Regions from separate parts of the Homo sapiens genome. Here regions 2 and 3 are each linked to region 1. A link is a loop called in an ENCODE intact Hi-C map of the cell type or tissue named here. Cell type or tissue: heart right ventricle. All regions are shown on one strand.

Region 1 (8,000 bases):
GCAAAAATGTTGAAAACCTGTCAGAAAGGTATGCATGGGAAGATGTCTAACAAAAGTGTGTCATAACCAAAATGTAAGCATGAAAGCTAAAACATAAGATGAATGGGAAAAGTACCAGACACAAATGTTATGTTGGAGAATCTTACAAGATGTGTAGTTTTTTTTTTTCCCCCCTGGAGAAAAAAAAAGTTCAAGATCTATTCAATCTCTAGGACTAGTGATTTCCTAACTCTTATCAAAAGCTAAATAAAACAAGACCAAAAAAATTAAAGCTTATTTTTAAAACTGTCGGCCAGGCATGGTGGCTCATGCCTGTAATCCTAGCACTTTGGGAGGCCGAGGCAGGTAGATCACCTGAGGTCAGGGGTTCGAGACCAGCCAGGCCAACATGGTGAAACCCCATCTCTACTAAAAGTACAAAAATTAGCCGAGCATGGTGGCGGGTGCCTGTAATCCCAGCTACTCAGGAGGCTGAGGCAGGAGAATCGCTTGAACCCAGGAGGTGGAGGTTGCAGTGAGACGAGATTGCGCCATTGCACTCCAGCCTGGGCAACAGGGCAAGATACTGTCTTTAAAACAAACAAAAAAAATGCCTTTCTAATCTTTAGGGCAATCATCTTAAAAGAGTAGGCATTATTCCCATTTTAGGGACAATAATAATTCCTGTTTTACAGACGATAATTATGGCTAACACATATTGAGCCTGTACTATGAGGCACCACTCTAAAAGTTTTACATGTAGCAACACATTTACTGGCACAGAGAGGTTAAGTAATCTGCCGAAAGTCACAGAGCTAATAAGTGGCAAAACTAGGATGGACAATGAAAGCTCAAAAAGGTTAAACAATTTGCTCTAAGGCCATCAAGCTGTCAGTCATGAAGCCATCAGACCAACACAAGGTAGGCCGGCCTGTCTCCTCCCACTTGTCATCTGCCTGGTCCCAGGGGCATATTTGGATTCCTGCACTCACCAGGGCCCAGTGGGGAATGCCTAAGGGATGGCAGGATAAAGCCCTAGAGCCTAATGCAACCTGAAGAGCACAGGCCTCATCTACAGGGGCCATGACCTTCAATTCTTAAAGAGGAGACAGAAATAGAGATCTTGATTTAAAAAAAATCTCTAGATTGTTTAATATCGCCTCAATGTTTTCTAAAAAGCATCATGTAGGCCAAAGAAAACATGTCTCCTCGGGCTATCAGATTACAACTGCTCTTTACTTATTAAGAGTCTTAGGTCAAAAGATGAGCTGTATGATCACATCCAAAAAATGTCAGAAATCAGAGCTGCTGGGCCAAGCCGACTCAACTCAATTCCTCTCTATGACTCAACTCAATTCCTCTCTAAGTACAACAAAGATTTACACTGGATTTGCCCTCCAGGCAAACTTTTACCTCCTCTAACTCTTCCCCAGGCCTTCTTCAATCCGGACTTATAGCTGTGGCAATATCTATTCAAGTTACCAAAACTGCACATGAAATTTGCATATTTGGATTCCTGCAAATGTCATTCAATCTCAACTTTTAAAAGTTACCGCACATTAATGCAGCAAAAGAAAGCATTTCCCACATCCTAGCCTGCCAACTCTTAAACTACATTCATTCTGAAGAAAAAGCTGCCACAGCCTTGACCACTACCTTGAAGGGGTCCCCACACTGCAGGCCAGCTCTGAGAATTCCGCTAGAGACACCGAGGTTCATTTCCTCGTGTCCTTCTTTAATCAGCTGGAAGAGACTTGAGGAAATGAGTCAAAACCCTAAGGGTAACTTCGAAGGGCTGTCAACAACAGCAGCAAAATTCATCACCACCACAACATCTGTACATAAATGTTCTCCAAGGGAAGCCCGCAGAATACTTGGCACATTTCTGATGAGAATTTCTTTTGGGAGAAAAAATGGCTTTGGATGGTAGATTGTCATTATTTCTCACCATGCTATCCAGGGTAAATAGCCAATGACATCAGCCATTATTGGGGGTGTTCTCTTTCACACCTATGCACAAGACCATTTTTATGTTTTGGAGTGGGAGATGGATTTTTAACTGGCTTGCATCATCCTTTTAGAAACAGCTTACCTTCATTTCTGAGGGACGCTAACTGGAATGAGATAGCTAACAACTAAGCCAACATACCACAGGGTCAAATGCCTACAGCCCTTCCTCCAAGCTAAAATTTAATTAATCCTCCCTCCACAAATAATCCGCTTTCATAAGACACGCAATTCTAAATATTTTTCACCAAAATTGGGAAGGTAGTGACATTGGCCATCCTGTATTCCCAGAACTTCCAACAATCCCTGGCACATAGTAAAAACTCATTAAATATTTTTGAATGAGTCTTACAACAGATTCTGGTGAATCATGTGAATGGCTATAGAGCTGGGCACATGCAGCCAATCTCATCAGGCTTCACCACTGATGATTTAGGGCTTATCCTTAGCCAGTTTCTCCAGCTGTAAAATGTTAGGGGTAATAATAGTACTACTTCCTAGGCTCATTGAGACTACTAGAAATAGGTAAAGCCCCAAGCAAAAGGCCTGGCACACAGTTTCCAACTGAAGAGCAACAACTATGTACACCACACATGTCATACGAAACTTAAGGCCCATTAGAAAGCATGCTATAAATGCATAGCATTACATGATTTACAGAGTCATGAGAAAAAAAATGGGAATGAGTGGGGGAAAAAACAGAATAGGGATAAATGAATTATCTGGGGTCTCTTATTTCCAGCAGGATAATAATTTAGAGTGCCTTGTGTCCAGCTGCTGAGAATGACTCCAGCCTCACACCTGCAGGAACGAAACGGGGAAGGTATGATTCACTATTCCTAGCAGGTTCATCCTGTTAGGCACAGGAGCTGTAATACTTGGGGGGCGGGGGCCCTCAAAGGGCAATGCAGAGGAATATATGGGAATTGAAGGGCAGTAAGCATAAGCCACAGCTCCTTGCTTCAGTCAGGGGCAGACCGGTCAGATGCACCCATACTCTATGACTTCCCTGTGAGCAGGAGAGGCAGAGGAATTTCAAAGAGGCAGACAGGGGCCAGGGGAATAGTTAAAAAGAGTGCTGAGTCTACACTCAGAACATTGGAGGAGAATTCTGGACCCAAAGGATCCTTCATGATGCAGATGCCTCCTTGTACTCTGGAGGACACTGCGTTTCCCAGAATTTAAGCAACCTGCCCTAAGCAACCTGGCCAAGGGCACGCAGCCAAGAAATGGCAGAGAAACCGAGAACCCAGGGGACAGAGCAAGGCTTTGTCGTTACACCACACTGCCCCCCCAGGAGACAGACCTTAAAATTCCCTTTGCCAAAAATCTATTGGGGAGAAGAAAACCATTGATTCTTTTAATTTTTTAAAAGGGAGATATTCGATGTGGTCTTTCTAGTCTCCTACTAGGTTCTAGTTCACATAGCTTAACTGATATTAAAAAGGTCAAGGCACAAAAACATAAAGACCAGATGTGTTGTTTTAAGCTAGGTGATCAAATCCTCCAGAGAATCCGAACACTCCCTCGTGACCCCTGCTGACCCCTCCTGCTGCACAGGGGTCCAGATGCAAGGCCTCTCTGCCCCCCACAGGAAAGCCCTCACAATAGTTACAAGTCCAGGACGCTGCAGACTGCGCCTGGAGACTTTATAGAGAAACTGACCGGTAGTCGACAGTCTCAAAACCGTTCATTGCGCCGCTTCCTTTCAAGCGCTTGATTCCAGCTAAGACTCACTTTCTATCCTTACATCATCAGGGTAACCTTAAAGGTTTGTTTTAAAAAATGACCTGGGAGATAGCAGGGCTTCAGGGGTGAGCTGGGCGACCTGCACTCGCCCGCACCAGCGACACCTGGAAAAAAGGGAACGGGAGGCAGGAATCTGACCAAGGGGCTCCAGCAACCTGCAAATCCTTCACCTAAGACCCAGTTCCCGCGCGGATATACCTGGATTTCTGTTATAGCTTTAAGAACTGAGTAGGATTTGCAGAAAGTTCCACGCCATCTCCCACCCCACCCCCAGGCAGCCCTGAAGTATAGAAGTCCCGGGGGCGGGGAGGCGGGCGGTCACGAATCTCAAAAATTTCCGAAGAAAACAGGACCTGCGAATACAGGTCGCAGACACCGGGAACTAGGGGCTTTCAGAACCCGCCAGGCAGGCCGGGCACTCTGGCCGGCGTGCTAGGCGGTTGGAGTCAGGGAACGCAGAGTCCCAGCACGCTGTCCCTTGCCTTCCCGGAGCAGGCGGCAAACACAGCCTCCAGCCGCCCCGGGGCGCGCGGCAGGAATGAAACGGCGCCGCGGCAGAAAGGGGCGAGCACGGGATGTACGAAAGCAAAAAGTCTGCAACCTAGCGGCTGCTTTCCACACGCCCTGCCCAAGTTGTCCCTGTCGCCACCACCTCCAGGCTCGCGGGAGTCCGGCCCCACAACAGCCCCACGCCGCGCACTCCCAGCGCAAAAGCCTAACCCGGAGGCGGGGAAACGCCGCAGCCTTCGATTGGTCTCCACGGGTGGCGCCGCGAGCAGAGGCGGCAGCGGGTCGGTCCCCAGCTCTGGGCACAAAGAGCGCCTGCGGTTGGAAGGCAGTAGCCGCAGAGCAGAGAAAGGGCTCTCTAACTTTGCCCTCAGCGCGGCGGAGAACCTGCAGGCAGGTCCTCCCGGGCGCCGGTCACACACACGCAACTTTTAACAAAAGGAAGCTGCGGCCGCGCCTCGCACGGCAAGAGAAGGCGCTCGGTGCAAACCCCTGAGCCCCCCGCCTCCGCCCCCCGCGCAACGTCGGCACAAAAGCCACCCCAAACTCGCACGGAGCCTGCAGCCTCGCTCACGCCTAACCCCCTCTTGCTGTCCCCATTCCCGAAGAACCCCGGATTCGCGTCCCCCACCACCAGCAGCTGGGGTCTCCTCGCGCAGGTGAGCGAGGCAGGGCGCCGGAGAGTCCGAGGGCCACCTGGAGTCTCCCCGGAGGCTGGAACGCACGGGCACTGAGGGCCCGCAGTCCTCTCTCCGGATGCACCCTGGCGGGTACCACCCTCCCAGGCACAGGCTTCGCCGAGTAGTCGCACGGTCGGGGTGCCAGCCGCGGTGTCCCACCTGTCTGGACGCGAAGCAGTAGGAGCAGAACGCAGAGAAAATCCCAGGCGCCGCGAGCGCCTCTCATCGCGGTAGCTGCGATGGGATCCGAGCTCTGGTCCACGTTCCAGCTCTCGCCCAAGTGCAGCGAGCGCGGCAAAGCCGAGCCCCCAGAGCCGCGAGCGGCGAGCAGCAGCCCCTCCTCCCAGCGCCCTCCCTCTGCGCGCCGGCCACGCCCCTCCTCGCCTCCCCTCCCTCGCGCCCGCCCGGGTCTCGCTTCTTCCCGGCGGCGTCTGGCCCCTGCTCTTTCGACGTGTTAATGCCGGGGGGCCGTGCCCGCCGGGAGGAGGAGGGCGCGCGCGCCCTCTCTCCCCGCTCTTGACTCCGGAGCCCCTTTCTCTCTCCACCTTTCCACCCCTGGGATGTGGACGGCCAGGCTGAGGCCGTTCCCGGACCAAGGAGGTGCTGCCCGCTCGCTTTGTGAAGCTGGGCACCACGCACACGTTAGGGCACGGGCCCGCCACCTGCCAGGTGCTCCCCAGACAATAAAGGTCGACTGCCCGCCCCTCGAGCACGTTCGGGCGGGAGGAGGCTGGACGCCGCTGCTCGTGGAGGTGGCATGGGGATGGGGAGGGGAGCGTTAGGAAATTGAGCCCCGACATTCCCCTCCAGGCCTGTTAGGAGCTCCTGGCACCGCGGTAAAGGCTGAGCCCGGTTTCGCTAATTGTTTCTGCTCAATTTCTCCACCTGCTTCGTAACCTGTAGGAACACAGTGGGTTCCTATTGGTCGGCGTGGCCTCCGCCCAAGAAGCCCCTGCCGGGACTTGTGTGGAGACAGGGGCGATGGAGGGCGCGTGGCGAAGTTTGCTCTGGGAGCCCAGGTTTTCATACACGTTTTCCCCCCTCCCCCCAACGCTGCCAACCCCAGTAATGATTTCTCTGCCTCTGTAACAGACGACAGTTTTAGGGCTAGGGCTCTTAACTGCCCTTGCCGGTCCCAGGAGCAAAATAAAAGTACAATGATTCTCTTAAGCCCGATTTCACTGCCCAGAAAGTGCCTTACCCACAGTCTCATGGTGGATCCTTGAACGGAAAGCAACAACAGTATCTGTATAGGGGTTAATAGTTCTTCCCCACAGCGACTCGTCTTTTCATGCTCACGATAACAGCTTTGTGAGGAGGGTAGAGCAGGTATGTTTATTATTGTAGTGAGGGAAGACCCAGGGCTTGAACACTTATTGGAAGACCTACTCCAAGAAAGATGAGCTTTCCCTATGCATTCTGATAAACTAATAAGACATCCCTCCTGAGAGCTTAAGAATGGAAAAATAAATGGCAGATGCCCATCAGAAAAAGGGATAGAACAGATACACCTAGACTCTTCTCTGAAGTATCATCCAAAATTTACAGTTGCCCAGCTGCCCCACTTCATTTAATATTGAAAGCTCTCCTGTTGTTTAATAGTGTGAGGACCCAGGTTGATGTAAGAAAAATGATTTTTAAAGCTAATCACTTAAAAATTATCAGTGCTAGAGGGTGATCAAATGATCAATGTGTATAATTGCCTCTCTTTAAATGTAAGTATTTACTCACTCAGCAAGCATTTGTTTAGTGTCTGCTGTGAAGCAAGGAGGAGCTAGGTACCAGGAGTACTATTATTAATAGACAGATATGCAGATGTGGCCCCTGCCCTCACAGTCCTTATAATCAAGTATGGGGACCTACATCCCAATCTCCCAGCAAAAGGTTCGAGTCATGCGGCTGTAGGAGAACTGAAATACCAAAGGTCTCTGTGCTCTGGGCCATCAGATCTCATGTTTTTCTTAGGATGACAGATAAAAGATACCACTCAAAGCAATCATAAGTTTCTGGGATCTTGATTTATTTCTAAAATTCATTTTGTATTGAGAAAAAATCACTATGAGTTAAAATATCAACATTATGCCTGAGAGAGAAAATTTACAATTTTCTTCTTCAATCAGCTGATATTGGAGAGGATAACATCTTCAAAAGAGTGGGTGAAAAGAGACCATATTGCAATTTAATTCTAGGCACGGAACTTCTATCAGGAAAAAAAAAAACTGAATAGGGAGTTATACCATGTTGGACCGTCATTCCTGTTTTTCATTCAGCAAATATCTTTTGAGCACCTAGGTAGGCATAAGACCCACATAAATGAGTAAGACAAAGTCTCTGTCTAGGGGAATTCACAGTCCAGCAGGGAAAATAGGTACTCAAGTAAGAAACTATAATATCTGCTAACAGAGCTTATGTTCAGCCAGTACACACCAATTTGGCCTTATTGGTTGACACAATATTGAAATCCTTCTGTACTGATTACAAAAAAAACCATACCCTAAAATATCTCCCAGCCCAACCTTGAGACACGCTAAATCTCCTTAGATCCAGGAATTAAAATTTTAATGCTGGCCACAACAGAGAGCCTCCAGTACTTGTACCTTTAGGGTTGTTAGCTGTTTTTAATAATACCCACTGCCTGTTACATAAAGAAAGGAAGCATATATATAAGGCACTATGAGTGGACATATATGCTGTAATATATAAGGAACTATATTATAGATCAGCAGTGTCCAATGGAACATTGGCAATGATGGAAATGTTTTATATCTCAGGTAGGATGTATGGATTAATTCTATACTGTATTTTGTGATAGTCCTGGGCATGTTCAGGGATTGTGCTTTATGTATTTCATTGTTTTCATAATTCTTTTAGCAAGGACTCTCGATTGCAACTTATAGAAGCAGCTTAAATTAAGCAAGCAAACAAAGAAGCCTAAATGTATTGGCTCTTATAACCAGAAAGTCCAGGGACAATAGTGTTTCAGACTTTCCTAGATCCAAGGACTCAAAGTTATCAGGACTTGAAGGGCGAGTGTGTGTGGATGCATGTGTGCACAAGTGCACGTACACTTTCCTCCAC
Region 2 (8,000 bases), 120 kb before region 1:
AGGATGTCATTGTCTCTAAAAAATTGCCTTGTGCTCCATAGCAGCACTATCCAATAGAAACATAATGCAAGCCACATATACGTAGTTTTCAGTTTTCCAGTAGCCACACTAAAGAAAAAAAGTAAAAAGAAACAAATGATCCTCCTGACCTCAAAATATATTACAAAGCTACAGTTGTTAAAACATGGTACTAGCATAAAGACAGACATACACACCAATGGAACAGAATAGAAAGCTCAGAAATAAACTCACAGGTATACATTCAACTGAGCTTTGACAAGGGTGTCAAGAATATATAAGAGGGAATGGACAGTATCTTCAACAAATGTTGTTGGGAAAACAGGATATCCACATACAAAATAATGAAATTAAATCTTTATCTTACTGTATGCATAAAAATTAATTCAAAATTGATTAAAGACTCAAACGTAAGACCTGAAACCATAAAACTCCTAGAGAGAGGAAAAGCTTTAGTACACTGGGCTTGCTAATAATTTCTTAGATATGATACCAAAGTACAAACAACAAAAGCAAAATTGTACAATGTGACTACATGAAACTAAAAAGCTTCTGTACAACAAAGGAAACAATTAACAGAATGAAAAGGCAGCCTACAGAAAGGGAGAAAGTATTTTCTATATATATATTGATAAGGGATTAACATCCAAAATAAATAAGTTCCTACGACTTAGTAGCAAAAAACCAAATAATCTGATTTAAAAACAGGCAAACAGGCAAAGGACTTGAATAGAAATTTCTCCAAAGAAGACTTACAAATGGCCAACAGGTGTATGAAAAGATGCTCAACATCACTAATCATCAGGGAAATGTGAATCAAAGCCACAGTGAGATATCACCTCACACCCATTGATATGGTTATTGTCAAAAACAAAACAAGGCTGGGAGTAGTGGCTCACATGTGTAATGCCAGTACTGTGAGAGGCCAAGGCAGGAGGATCACTTGAGGCCAGAAGCTCAAGACCAGCCTGAGCGAAACAGTAAGACCCCGTCTCTTCAAAAAATTAAAAAATTAGCTGGGCATGGTGGTGTGCCCGTAAAATCTCAGCTACTTGGAAGGCTGAGGTGGGAGGATCGCTTGAGTCCAGGAGTTCGAGGCTGCAGTGAACTATGATCACACCACTACACACCAGCCTGGGTGACAGAGCAAGACCTTGTCTCAAAAATAAATAAATAAATCAGACAAAAAAGATTAAAATGTTGGTGAGACTGTGGAGAAATTGGAATTTTTATATACTGTTAGTGGGAATGTAAAACAGTGCAGCCAATATAGAAAACAGTATAAAGTTTCCTCAAAAAATAAAAAATAGAACTACCATATGTTCCAGCAATTCCACTACTGGGTATATCCCAAAAGAATTGAAATTAGAATCTTGCAGGGATATCTGTACTCCCATGTCCATTGCAGCAGTATTAGCAATAGCCAAGACATGGAAGCAACCAAAATGTTCACTGGCAGATGAATGGATAAAAAAATATGGTATATATATACAATGGAATATTATTCAGCCTTTAAAAAGAAGAAAATCCTGTCACTTGAGACAACATGGATGAACCCGGAGGACATTATGCTAAGTGAAATGAGCCAGTCACAGAAGACAAATACTGCATGATTCCACTTCTATGAGGTACCTAAAATAGTCAGACTCACACAAGCAGAAAATAGAAGTGACTACCAGGAGCTGAGCTGGGGGGAGTAGGTTGGGACTTGTTCAGTTGATATAAAGTTTTGGTTATGCAGGAGAAATAACTTCTAGAGATCTGCTGTACAGCATAGCACCCATAGTGAATGGTACTGTATTATGCCCTTAAACATTTGTTATGAGGTTAGATCTCATGTTAAGCACTCTTGCCAAAAACAAACAACACAAAACAAAGAAAAAGGAAAAAAACAGTGGAGGGAGGACACAGGGAAACTTTTAAAGGTGATGGAGATGTCTATTACCTTGATTGTGGTGATAGTTTTATAGGTGTATGCATATGTCCAAACTCTTCAAATTATATGCATTAAACGTACATAGTTTTAATATATCAATTATATCTCAATAAAACTATTAAAAAACAAATCAAATTAACTTCAGTACTATATATTATTTAACCTGTCATATATTTAAAAATATCATTTCAGCATGTAATCAACATAAAAATTATTAAGTATTTTCACAGTCCTTTTTTCATACTAAACCTTTGGAAACTGTTGCATATTTTATACTAACAACACATCCCAGTTCGAGACACCTATATTTCTAGTACTCAGTTGCCACATGTGGTCATGGCCACTGTAGTAGACAGTGCAGCTCTGTGGCCTCAGCCCACAGAGATGAGCCTAGGATGCTTTGCATTGCAGAACTGTCTTTCTCTTAACGCTTGAGCTATTGGGAAATCAGAGCCATGTTATTTATCATGAAAGAGCATTTGATTAAAAGTATAAAATATCCTAGGTCAGATGGCTCACTGTAGTTGCAGGGGAGACAGTGAATTGCTGACCATGCACTGTGATACATCAAAATATAGGGACATTCAGGCACCTCCTCAGCCTACTGAATCAGGATCTTTGGGGTGAGTCTAGAAAACAGATTTTTAAGTACAGGTTTTAATATGATAATAAGTGGTGCCTGTTATTAATGGGAGGACATTGAATCCCAGAGAGAATGAATGACTCACTCATGTTCTTCTCATAGTTAGGGGTCAGCTAGACCTAGAACCTCACTTGGACCCACTAGACACCTTTCCACGCCCTCACCACAATCACTGCCAACTGCTATTCCAGCACAATTCTTGCCAAGAAAATACCTGCTGTCATGTGACAGGTATCAGCACACTTTAGGAGCAGTCAAGACAACTTCCTAAGAAGGTAAACTATATTTTCCCAACTTACCAAATTAGAGTAAGAAGAATAGATTTCTTCCTTTAATCTGGCTTTGTCTCAGACTGGAAGTGCTCTCTTGTCCAGTTAGAAACTAATCGTGATAAAATTAGTAGGCCAGAAGGACACTCATGGCCCATCTTTAACAGGATTTATAGCCCTGGTTCCTTTTCTTGTTGCCTCTGTGGAAATGTGCAAGCATACACATAGTTAGGAAGGTTTGAAGGAAATGCCTTAGAGAAGTCTCAGTGACCAAGAAAAGCTAGTCAAATTGCCAGCTTCGGCCACAGCCATGTGTTAAAATGCTCTGCAGACCCAAGTGTGATCATGAAACAAGTACAGCAAGAACAGCAGGTCTGTAAACATCCTGATGACAATGGGGAACAAACAGCTGGGCCGAGACCAGATCGGTTCAGGCAAATGTGCTCGTGCTTTTGATCCAAGTGCAAGATGAGCGGATGCAGGGGAGGCGGCAGCTGCGGCACAGCTGGACTCAGGAGGCATGTGATAGCGTGACTTGCAAATCATGCTGGAAAAATTCATTCTACTAAGCTTGGACGTGAACACAGTCACGTGGGGCCCATCAGCTCACACACTGCAGCCAAGAGCGAGACAGAAATGCAACCGGGCTAATAAGAGGCGTCAGGCCCACTTCTAGTTGGACACGGCTGTCTTTCAGGGAAGGAATGGGACAGGAAATGCACTATATTTGGAAATGACTCTAAATTTAGAATGAAAGACTGACTTGAGAATACTGAAAACTTGATTGAGAGATACTTAAATGTATTTTATAAGCATGGAAGGCATTTACTGGGGTCTCTACCATAGTGTTTTTTGCTTGTTTGTTTGTTCGTTGAAGACAAGGTCTCACTGTGTCACCCAGACTGGAGTGCAGTGGCACAATCACAGCTCACTGCAGCCTCAACCTCCTGGGCTCAAGTGTTCCTCATGCGTCAGCCTCCAGAGTAGCTGAGGCTACTTGACCACAGGCAAGCACCACATGCCTGGCTAATTAAAAAAATTTTTTTTTGTAGAGATGGTATCTCCCTGTGTTGCCCTGGCTGGTCTCAAACTCTTGGGCTAAAGTGATCCTTCCACTTCAGCCTCCTAAAGTGCTGGGATTGCAGTTGGGAGCCACAGCTCCTGGCTTCATAGTGTTTAATATGAAAGGCTATTCTGATCTTTCCTACTGGTCTAGCACTTTGGGGTTTGCAAAGAGCCTTACATTCACTTTCACTTCACCAATGAGTAAATAAGCCTCAGAAAAACTGAGTAAATACTAGAGCTCCAGTGGCGCAATCGGTTAGCGCGCGGTACTTATACAGAAAAACTGAGTAAATACTGAATGTATGTGTGTGTAGACATACAATATTACATGATGTGCTATTAATATAGCATGTGTATATATACTGTTTTACACATATTTATATATATTATCATACTATATATGCATATATGCATACTATTATAATCATTCATTTAACAAATATTTATTGAGCAATTACTTAGGTACCGGGCACAGTGCAGTATATCAACAAGGGTAAGGGATGCAGACATTGCAACTCTCATGGAACTCAGAGCCTAGTTAGGAAGAAAACCATTGCATAAACAATCACAACATAAATATGATTAGAGTCTGGAGTAAGTGCTACAAAAGAAAAGTCTAAGAGGTCACAAGAGTATAAGAAGAGGGTCTGCCTTGCCTGGAGCATCAGATGCTCCCCTGAGGAAGGAGCCTGTGAGCTGAGCGGTCCGGATGAGCAGGTGTTTTCTACAGTCTGTGCATTGTGTCTGCTGAGAATCTGGAAATTAAAAATGCTGCTGTTGGGGGTTTCACCATGTACGGACGAGGCAGGAGTTCCTCCAAAAAATACAAATTCCATGAGGTTAAATCAGACCTCTCAGCCCCAATCAAAAGGTAAGGACTTCGTGGAAGCTAAGGTCAAAGTCCAATCGATTTAATAGACCCTGAGAATGTAACATCCTATGGAAGCTGAAATCTAAGTGCAGGTTAGTTCTCCCAATTGCTTTCTGCCCTTTAAGGTTAGAGAAAGATGACAGCAAGAAGCATAAAACTCAGTTGTGGCTCTCAGAGCAGTCCTTGTTTTGAGGTTTTCTTTTTTCTGTCTTCTCCTTTCCCCCCTGTCTCCTCTCTGTCTTTGTCCTCCTTCCTCTACCTTCTTTATTTTTCACTGTTATAGATTAGTACCATCTATTCTATTAATATTGACTATAAATGCATGTTTTCTTCATGTTAAATGCCTATCAATTGTCTTCTACCTTCCAAAAGTTAAAAATGTATATATGATATGGCAAAACTTGTGCTAGATCACAAAAGCAAGCTTTCATTTTGATTTACACAGGTATGTGTGTACACACAAACACACTAAATACAAAGGGTTGCTGCTATAGGCTAGCATAAATAGCTTCCTGATTCTTAACACATCAGGTAATATAAATTCTGGTAAGCTCAGACTGCCTCTATATGTTCATATCAATTAGCCTTAAGGGTCTTTTTCTGAAGCACACGGTAAAATCAACACAGCATTAGGAGCTATTTTCTCAAAAACAAAGAGTTTGAATTCTTGCTGTAGTAGTTCTGAAGTAAAAGAGAGGCTCCTTGCCCCTCGTTGTTCAAAGTCATCCATTTCCAACAGGCGAGGGCATCAACAATTTGGCAGAGGCAGGTAAAAAAGAGCCAGGGGAACCCAAGTGAAATTTCAACACAGCGGTTGCCTTGGAACCCATTTGGAGGTTAACTTGCTCTTGTTTCTCCAGCATTTCCTTGCTGAAGGAAATTTGTACTCCAATTCCAGCCGCGTTCCAACTCCAATAAAACAGTGATAAGATGCCCTGGAGGGTTGCAGCCAAGCCTGTGGGTGCAAACAGGGTCAAATCACATCATGGGAATGAGATGGGATTCTACATAGTTTGAGTGTTGACTGTTTTCCTCTTGCCAACAGTGGGACGTTTGTTCTCATTGTTAAATAATTAAATAGGCAGTTTGTATTTATTTAACATACAGACTGTAGCCAATTCCTGCTGACAGCTACCAAAATAACCCCATATTTCCTAGCTCTGAATGGCTCAGAAGACTGTTTCCTGACTGCGGGAGCATCACCGCAGAGCAAAACTCTCCTCCAAGTCTCCGAACACCTTTTTCATCACTTTAAACAATAAATCAATTCACAGCATGTGATCCAAAAACAACAGCCCAGTTTTATTGGATGAGGTTCATTCCCATTCTCTCAGGCACTCCTTCACTACCAGCACTGAGCTGTCTTGAAGCTGTACTTGGCTGTGGATGGAAAAAAAAAATCTACTAGTTTTCCTCATTTACACTTGCCCATTAAAAAAAGTGAATTGTGACCTAATAACTTAAAAAAGAAAAAAAAAAAGAAGAATTATAACTTGGAGGAGAAAGTAGAAAGTTTGGGAGAAGCAGGCCAATCAGGAAGTCAGGGGAAACAAGTATTTAAATGTGGAGGTGGGTAGTCCTTGGAGCTTGGGAATGATTCAAGATAAGGTAGAGACTCTCACTGGTCTCCTAAGGTGGTCAACATGGCAGAGGGAAGAAACTGAGCAGTCAAAGATAGCATCCTCTGTGGAGGGTGGTGCTAAGAGAGATTCTAGAACCATTTACACATGATCAATGCTTTGATCCTGTCATGTGTATCAGAAGAGATGTAGACCAGGCCGGGCATGGTGGCTCACGCCTGTAATCCCAGCACTTTGGGAGGCCAAGGTGGGCAGATCACTTGAGGCCAGGAGTTCGAGACCAGCCTGGCCAACGTGGTGAAACACTGTCTCTACTAAAAATACAACAACAATTAGCTGGGCGTGGTGGCACGTACCTGTAATCCCAGCTACTCGGGAGGCAGAGGTTGCAGTGACTGAGATTGCACTACTGCACTCCACTCTGGGTGACAGAGAGAGACTCTGTCTCAAAAAAAAAAAAAAAAAAAAAAAAAAAAAAAAAAAAAAAAGGAGATATAGACCAGACTCCTCTTGAAATTTCCTGGTATTTGTAGTGTCTGAGGCATTCAGACAGTAGGTGCTAAAGACTTATCCCTAGGAGTCCGGAGTCCCACTTAAGTGGAAGAAGGAAGCGATTTTCCCTGTCCTAAGTGGCTAGCTACCAGCCAGCAGCCAGGCGATGTGTGGGTACTGACATACCACAGCATCTTCCTCTCGATGCTCCCACTAATGTGGCCACCAAAGGTCCACCCTAGAGGAAACAGCAATGAAAGGAAACAGGACAAAAGACCCCGTGGCAAGAAAAAAGATGGCCTAATTTTTTCTTTCTCACCATTCCTCTTGTCCTCTTAACCCATCTCTTTACTGTGCAATTTGCACTTTGAGTGGCTCTACAGATGGTGGATACAGTGAAGACCTCTGTTATCAATATTAAAACTGAGCATCAGTGAGTCAACAAGGCTCCACTTTGTCCTGTTCAACTTTAGCAGCACCACAGAGATCAGAACTAAGTAAAGCCATTTACACAATTAAGGAGGAGGCTGCCTTTTAGAGTGGCACAAGCATTTCCTCTGGAGTAGTGTGTCTGAACCAGGAAGTCCCTCTCTGCCTTGTCTGTGGATTTTAGACAGTCTGAATTCAGTTTCTTCTTCTGTGAAATAGATCAGCCCCACTTGTACTGTCATAGTATTGCTCTGAGTATGGAAAAGGACAATGGAAAATGAGGTGCTCTGTATTCTGTTATTTGTCATTAGTTGTGTTCTACTAACCAAACTTTAGGCATGGTGGAGTTCATTTCTGCCTCTTCTGGAGATAGGAAACTATAGAACTAACTTCAGATGTAGATTTTTTTAAAGTTGTCACTCTGTCCCTTTTCTTGTTTGTAAAAGGAGGAAGTGCTTCTGTGTGCCCTCCAAGGCTTCTTCCAACCTTCCAAAAAAAGAAAAAAAAGGCAGACAGTCCATTCAAGGATGGCAATCATGAAATCTTGACCTACTTTGGAATGAGAGGCAACATCTAAGAAAACCTCAGCTTAATCTCTATTAGCTCACCACAGAAGCATATATTCTGGGCTAAGATCTCTCAGAAGCTGGGCCATGGCCATGGCATGTGCTTAAAGCATAATAAAATGGATGTGGAA
Region 3 (8,000 bases), 200 kb before region 1:
ATACCATTATCTATCTATCTATATCTATCTATCTATCTATCTATCTATCTATCTATCTATCATCTATCTATCGATATTTTTATTTTAAATCAGCTGACATAATTGTGGGGACTGGCAAGTCTGAAATCCGTAGGGTGAGCTGGTAGTCCAGAAATTCAGGTAAGAGTCAATGTTGCAGTCTTGAGTCCAAAATCTGCAGGGCAGGGCAGCAGTCAAAAAACTCAGGCAGCGTTTCTCTTTTGAAGTTGGGAGGCAGAATTGCCTTTTCTTCAGCAACTCAGTTCTCTCTCTCTCTCTCTCTCTCTCTCTGTGTGTGTGTGTGTGTGTGTGTGTGCATGCGCGTACTTGCTCGCTCTTAAGGCTTTCAGCTGATTGGATGATGCCTACTCAATAATGGAGGGTAATCTGCTTTACTCAAAGCCTACTGATTATAAATGTTAATCACATCTAAAATTAATCTTCATGGAAACATCCAGATTTATGTTTGACCAAACAACTGGGCATCATAGCCTAGCCAAGTTGACACATAAAATTCTCTGTCAAACCCTCAAGATCTAGTCCAAAACCATAGCCCAGGGAATGCAAAGCCCTTTCCAAAGTAGCTGCACTTCCCAGGAGCTTATGTTTTCAGGGCCACCTCAGGTGCTACAACACATTCTGCTTTGCAGCTTCCATTCTATACCCCAGTTCAAGTCTGCCCTAAAATTCAAACCTGTCCTCAATATCCTATGACAGAAACATGACTTGCACACAGCATTTATGAATTTTAAAGACTTCCCTGACTGTTGAGTTGGGAGACATCCCTCCACCATATTCCATATCCCTTTCCCCTCCCTTCTTAGCAACTCCCTTTTCCACTGAAATCCCCACCAAAACCCCAAATTCTTTCTCTCCAACTACGCAAAATGATTTCCCTTCTTCTGATGTTTAAAACCTTGAATTCTCAGGTATTTGGAATCTACCTTGAGTTCTTATCAACATATTATTTTTCACACAAAGACATGTCTTTTCCTAATTGGAACTCTGGACTGATTGCTAAGATGACAGTATTTTTTACCTCTTTATACCTAGGAGTGTGAGACCAATAAAAAATGGCCCTTGAGAGAGTTCAGGCTTTTCAATCAAGAGAGGGTGATGAAGACATACAGAGGCAGAGATTTCAGAAAGGCATTATAACCCCAAACAGTGGCCCCATTTTTCTGCCAACAAGCTGAAGCTCCTAAGCACAGCACACATGGTTCTTGACTATTTCTCTACCTTCCCAGGCCATCTACCCTCCAACCTTATATTCCAGTCATGGTAGACTACTGGCAGTGCCATGCCTTTGCCCATGCTGCTGTTGCTTCTCTCTCTCTCTCTCTCTCTCTCTCCCCCAGTCATTCTGGTGAGCTCATCCTTCTGAGAAGCTTTTTCTGCCTCCTCCAGGGAGAATGCTCCCATAGATCCTTGTACAATAATTCTCCCCCAAGAGGACCAGGATCCTTAGCACTCTCTATTCCCTTGTGCCTGCCGTAGCATCAAGACCACAGTTCCATAAATACTTGTTGGATTGAATTCAGTTCAAATGAATTGGCACAAGACATAGTTCATCTTTGGAGATTTTCCACCCAAAGTCATTACAAAGCCAAATAGAATTTCACTTCTGGGTCTTGTATCTAAACTATTGTCACATTGCAAAGAAAACATTGTTTTCCACTTTTAAGAGAGGAAAGAAAAAGACCATTCACATAGATCACTGAGAATGTACAGAAAGATCTGCTATTCTCTTGAAGACCACAGCTAGAGAGACACTGACTTAAAAAAAAATCAAATTTTATTTGATGGAAGAGGACTTCCAAATGGGAATTGCTACTCCAAAAGAAAACTCTTGTCTTTATAACTGGTAAAACTTCTGTTTTACGATTATCATTAAGATAAAACCCCAAATAAAGAATGTCTAGGGTTTCTAAAAATTACTCAGACTCCAGTTTCAGAAACATTGAGATCATAGACTCAGGATGCAGGCTTCATGACAAGATGAAGGTGAGACCCTGAGGCAGAGGACCAGGTCCTTGTACGAAGATACCTTTGATCTTCATTTCACAGATTTACATTCAGTAAGGCCAAGGGCAAATCTGCACAAGAGAGTAAGCAAGCTGGCATGCACACGTCCTAGACACAAAAGTTGCCATGACTACCTGTGGTTGTGTCTGTGTGCAGGGCCCTACTCGCACGGGAGGCCGGTACACAATACCCTTGGCACAGGACTCCCAGCTATCTCCCTGTCCCCCAAAGAACCTTTTTACTGTTCCCTTTGGTCTTGCCATCGTGCCTGAGAAGAGAATGTAGAGGCCTGGAAGATTACAGCAGGCTGGCCCCTGGCCCCACAAGCTCAGCCCATTATCTGCCCAAGTGCTGCCCATTTGCCAACTCAGCAAACTGCTATCTCCTGGAGATTTACAAAAACATTTGAAAATTGAAAAGTATGCTTCCTATGTCAACAGGATGCCACGTGTCCGTCCTCTGAAACCTGCCGTCTACCAAAATGTGGCTTGTGGCACCACCTGCAGTGGAATCACTTTGGGAGCTGTTAAGAATGCAGATTCTTGCTCCCCCCAAAACTTTCTTGCTTCTGCATGTCTCAAGGAGTTTCATTAGCAAGGAGATGCTCTGCGGTTCTTCTGTCCCTCCTAAGCCCTTTCTTTTTATCTGGGTTCACTCCATTAGCTCATGGTGTCCTATTAGCTTTCTCAGGCAGCCTGCAGGCCCTGACCTCAACCCGGGTCTGGCCGCGGGATTGTCCCCCAGGGCCAAGGCAATAGATTATTTCTGTGTGTGCACACCATTCACCCTGGACATTCAGAGATGGGTTTTGGCTGATGAGCTCTGTGATCCTAATCTTACTGGAAGACAGCCTGCTGAGCAAAGACTGGCTGCAATCCCCACGGCTGCCAGTGCTCTTTTACTCTCCAATAATTTTTGGACTCCAAGGGGCCCTTGGGTTTACACTAAACACAGAAAGTAAAGTCCAAACATTTTCTCCTTCACCAGTTCCTTCTCCACCCACAGCTGCACCCGGAAGCCTCATAAGAGGAGCTGGGCTCTGTGAATCAATGCTGGAGTAATTTCTCCACATTCGGCTCTCAGAATCCTCGCTACCATCGTCTGGCAGATTGCAGGTGCTTCTCTTGGGATTGGGAGCCTGCCAGCCCCCCGTGTATGTGGTGCTTTGGATTGCAGCTTTCCTCCAAGTCTCTCTTTTCACCAAATAATGCCTTTGACTTCCTGTTTCCCATGCCTATTAGCTGCAGACCAACCCCATCTCCCTTTTTCTCTTTCCTAGCCTTGAGAGGGGAGCTTAGGACAACCACCTTGGGGTTTTGGCTGGAAACTGCTTAAATAAGAAGGACTGAGACACAAAGGAGGGACTCTTTCTTTCTTTCTTTCTCTGTTCTTCTTTTCTTCTTCTTCTTCTTCTTTTTTTTTTTTTTTTGGAGACAGGAGTCTCGCTCTGTCACCCAGGCTGGAGTGCAGTGGTGCGATCTCAGCTCACTGCAAATTCTGTATCTCAGGTTCAAGTGATTCACATACCTCAGCCTCTTGAGTAGCTAGGATTACAAGCATGCACCACCATGCCAGGTTAATTTTTGTATTTTCAGTAGAGACAGGGTTTCGCCATGCTGCCCAAGCTGGTCTTGAACTCCCAGCCTAAAGTGGTCTGCCTGCCTTGACCTCCCAAAGTGCTGGGTTTACAGGTGGGAGCTACTGCACCCGGCCAAAGGTGGAATTTCTATTCTGGTTTTTGCTCATTGTATACCATTAAGAAAAAAGAACTGCCATCATGCAAATGAATAATGGTGATAGACCTCTAAGGAGAGAGTCAAAAGTAAGAGTCACAAACTAACTGATGTGAACTTATTACAAAGACACATGGGGACTCAGAGTAACACAAGAAGTCATGTCCTTGGCCTTACTGGCTATGAAGTCACACTGGTGACCCCTTATGAGGCAGGGTTCAAAGCAAGGTTCAGAGCAGGGGGGCTCCCTTGGGTCTAGGTCACAAATAGTGGCCTTCAGGACATAAAACTTTCCTTGGCCCCATATACGGTGGGGCGGTGATGGGTGCAGGAGGCTTGGTTTATTTGACATAGCTTGTGTGATAAACTACCCACAAATGAAAGTGGCCAGACAGTTGGGTTTATCTTTTGTGCTAACATGACAGAAAATCATGGGCTGGAATATTGCTATAATCCTGACCTTCACCTGCCCTTCACTCCACTTACAACTTTGGGCAGATTACTCTGACCCACCTGAAATAAGTGATGCCAGCCATTTAGTTATTGCAATGGGCGCTGGAGGGTTTGTGTGTATAATCCCCTCTATTCCAGCTCCCTAATTGTTGATTTAGTACTTCTGTTGATGCCCCTTGACCAAATGTTACCTGCACTGACCTCCCAGCAGGCAGTGGTTCTATTTATACGAAGCTTTAGTCTGGTATTCTCAAGATGCTACTTATCCTCCTGCCTTATCCCACTCTCAATGGGATAATTCTCTCAGAAGACAAATATCAGCTTCAAAAGCAACCACTGAAATGTTTACATATTGCTATTAGTTGTCCAGAAATTTCACCAAAAAGGTCTGAGAAGCCTAGAAAAAAGACCCTCACAAAGCACCCTATGCAGCTAACCTGCCCAGCAAAACTGTCCTTCAAATATAAGGGAGTGATAAAGATTTTCTGAGATAAGCAAAAGCTGAGGGACTTCATCATTACTAGACCAACCTTATAAAAATTGCTAAGGGAAGCTCTTCAAGTTAAACAAAAGGATGCTAAGCAATATGAAAGCATGCGAAAGCATAAAAGCCACTGATAAAATAAATATATAGGCAAATACAGAATACTGTAATATGGTAATGGCGCTATGTAAATCAGTTTTAATTCAGGGAGCAGAGATTTCCAACAGTACAAGGTCTTCTTTATATCTTTATAATGTCAAAAAACAAAACAAAACAAAATCTGGCAGACCACCACCACTCCTCACTCCCCTCCCAAATTATGCTAAAAATTGCTTTGAGGAGCTGCAGATTGAGAAAATGTGCAATGATAAAATGAACTCAGTACCTTTTTAAAATCGAATGTATATTTTATGGATCACAATTGCTGCATGCATTCTAAAAATAGCAATACACATCTGGGAAGGTGTATTCTTTAGCAGTTTACAGATACTGCAGCTATCACAGACCTCTTGCAGGAATTCTGGATTGGAACCAATGTCAGAAAATAGTTCCCTACAGCCCCTGCTCCGGGGATCTGTTTTTCTCCTACCAAGAAGGCAGGAGCACCTGGGCCAGGAAGAGTCCAAAGGATTCAATATGTTTTCAAATTTTCCCCAATCTGGGGGACTCCACAAAGATAAGCAAGGGATCAATTATTGTAGGACTAAGCTAGGGATTCTGACCTCTTCAGGAGTAAGAATGGGGTATCTGACCAAAGCTAGAGTTCTAGGCTGTGGAAAGCAACCCATTCTCAAGGGCCTCTCCCCATCCTCAGAGGCCCCTAGATTAACTCTATAGCTAGGCTGGGCCAAAGGCCTGTGAGCCCCTGCTTTTGTGTTAGTCATAGACCGTGCAAAGTTATGACTCCAACTTTGCTGCTTAGAGATGTGACCTAGGATGGCTGTGGTAGTCATTAATGGTAGATGGCAGTACACGCCATGGCCCTCTTGTGGTTGCTGGGGCCATGTGACTAATTCTGGCCAATGAATCTTGAGCAGATGAGATGACATCACTTCCAGGCCAGATCATTTAGTTGCTACTTTGAGACCCTACAGGGCTTTCTTTCCCTCTGGAAAAGGAAAGCATGGTATTGGAGATGGTGGCTGTTCCATCAGCCTGGATCTATGAGGGGCATGATGAGTGAAGCCTCTCTACTGAATAGTGATGAACAACGAGTATTTTGGGAAATCTGCCTTTGTCGGGTTCAGCCACCACAAATCTAGAGTTGCTTATTACTGTGTCATAACTTAACCTATGCTGACCAGATAGGCTAGGTTACTCTTCGCAGTGGTTCTATATTTTAGATTCTCCAATATAATTTAGTCAAAATGGCTATTTTTATTTTTTATACTAACCAGTTGCCCCCTCCAGCACTCTCCTCCTATTTCTATCAGTCCCCTCTGATTTGACTGGAATCAAGCTGGTTTACAGGACTGCCAGGGTACTTGGCTAGTGTCATCTATCTGGCCAGGCTTCTTTCAAAACAAAGCCTTTCTCACTGTTCCCTCACAGGCAATGAGCCATGCAGGCAAGGCAGAGGAGGGCGGGCCCTCCCAGAAGCTCAGAAAACACAAAACTCATGCCTTTATGCTTTATGGATGTCAATTCAGTTTTCTCCACAGGCACAACCTTTTTTTGTGCATGACTGTATATGACATTTTGAATGTTGGCCCATTTGAATTGTTTTAGTCCTGTACCCTGATCCTCTCTGGGGCTCTTGAATACACTTGGGCTTGTGTTTAGACAGTTGCGATGATGTATTCTCAAACCCAGTGTTTAGCTGCACACTTTAATGACAGGCAAGGAGTAATTGGGCAGTTTGGCACGTGTCATGTCCTAAATGTAGAGATGAAGGTTCTAATGGTAACAGAGGGAGAAATAGATTTGTCCTGAACTTGGCAGGAATGTCACTCTGCCAAGCTCTGCCAGCCTGATGCTTAGACACTTCCAGATCCAGGACCCTTCTGAAAAGTGCAAAAGCACCCTGAAATCACCAATGAAACAGGAAAGAAAAAAACCATCTCTGCTTTGCAACACCTTTAGCACACATAAGTGACTTCGGTGTGACTCTTTGGGGTGAAGGTTTTTTTAAAAGCATGACATTTAAACTCGGCCCAACATCATTGTTTCCCCATTGCCATTTCCCTTCCTGTGACAGACATCTCATTATTAAGCATCACATTATTAGCACAAACGCTTTTTGTAGAAGCATAAAGGCAAGGATGCTTATTAATCAGAAACCAAATTTTCTATTCAGGCACATAATCAGGGATCTTGGAAAATGTGAATAGCTTATTTGGTTGGAGGGACTGAGAGCAGCTTCCTCCCATGGTACTTGATCTGCCAGGATAATGATGTCCTAGGGAAGTGTACTGTGAGACCCAGTAGAAACTACTTGAAGCTCAGCAGTCCTGTGGATGTCACCAAGGAGAGTCTTACAGGAATGGATGAGCCCCTGCAAAGTGTGAAATAAAGAGTGCTAGGAGTGCTACTCTGCTTAAAAAAAAAAATCTCCCCATCAATTTGCCTGCATTTTCAATGTCAGAGATACCTTCTTTCTTCTCTTAAAGATTTCAGATGTTAGGAGAGGTAATATAGTTAGTGGCTAAGTTCATACGCTTTGTGGTCATGCTCTCTGCATTTGAATACTAGCTTTGCCACTGACTAGCAGTATGACTTGGGGTAAGTTACCCAACTTCTCTGGGCCTCAGCTTCCTCACCTATAGAATTGGATAATAATCATTCTGCCTCATATATTTATTATTGTTTTGCCTCATATATTTATTATTTATTATTAGGGTTATTGTGAAGATTAAATTGAGGTGATATATGAAACACACAGAACTGATCTGGTACCAAATTTCTAACTTGGGGTTGAAGTTCCACTAACAGCCAATAGTGGTGGTTAGGTAGTCAGGTTGAGAAGGAGCTATTTCCAGGCTTGGAAAGTTCTCCTTGGGAAGGATTTGTTCTGGAGTTTCCTGTTGCTGTATAGCCTTTTTAAGGTCTTGATCAGTCCTAAATTCCCCAAAGACAACTCCAGAGAGTCACAACTATGGTGGAATGTGGACATGAGAGAATGAAATGAAAACAGAGCTGTTCCTTTCTCCTGGGGGTCCTGGGCTGCTACGGAAATGCTGGGCCCAATCTGAATGAAAACTGGTTTCAAAAGGTAACCCCTTAACTCAGTTTGTTAAGCTCATTTTCTGACTTCAAATGGTAGACAGAGTTTCTTTCTTCAAAAGTAG

Evidence for each region. Hi-C counts contacts between places; a loop is a spot of excess contacts. Peaks named below come from ENCODE experiments on the same cell type or tissue, not always from the same donor. Only the 100,000 strongest peaks of a DNase experiment are listed, where the experiment ranks them.
Region 2: it touches region 1 in a loop (3-fold over the local background); 7 of 110 quality-filtered maps call a loop at or near these places.
Region 3: a loop joins it to region 1, with 2.5 times the contacts of the local background. A loop is called at or near these places in 5 of 110 quality-filtered maps.

The regions. Positions count from the first base shown.
Region 1 is chr4:54,655,163-54,663,162 of GRCh38, reverse strand. It overlaps KIT (KIT proto-oncogene, receptor tyrosine kinase), which reads right to left and starts at 5,206. Exons shown (of 21, transcript NM_000222.3): 1 at 5,082-5,206. The coding sequence starts at 5,148. RefSeq lists a silencer at 5,627-5,921. In heart right ventricle, a CTCF peak has its summit at 4,359; DNase peaks (open chromatin) are centred at 4,362 and 5,203; H3K4me3 peaks cover 3,156 bases; H3K27ac peaks cover 2,429 bases; H3K27me3 peaks cover 1,580 bases.
Region 2 is chr4:54,779,738-54,787,737 of GRCh38, reverse strand. The region is part of intron 2 of LOC105377657 (a long non-coding RNA gene); the gene reads right to left. Among named protein-coding and RNA genes, the nearest start is that of LINC02358, 62 kb to the left of the region's middle. In heart right ventricle, no CTCF peak of the experiment used is centred here; DNase peaks (open chromatin) are centred at 3,397 and 5,721; H3K4me3 peaks cover 914 bases; H3K27ac peaks cover 5,897 bases.
Region 3 is chr4:54,850,520-54,858,519 of GRCh38, reverse strand. The region is part of intron 1 of LINC02358 (long intergenic non-protein coding RNA 2358); the gene reads right to left. Among named protein-coding and RNA genes, the nearest start is that of LINC02358, 9.0 kb to the right of the region's middle. In heart right ventricle, no CTCF peak of the experiment used is centred here; no DNase peak of the experiment used is centred here.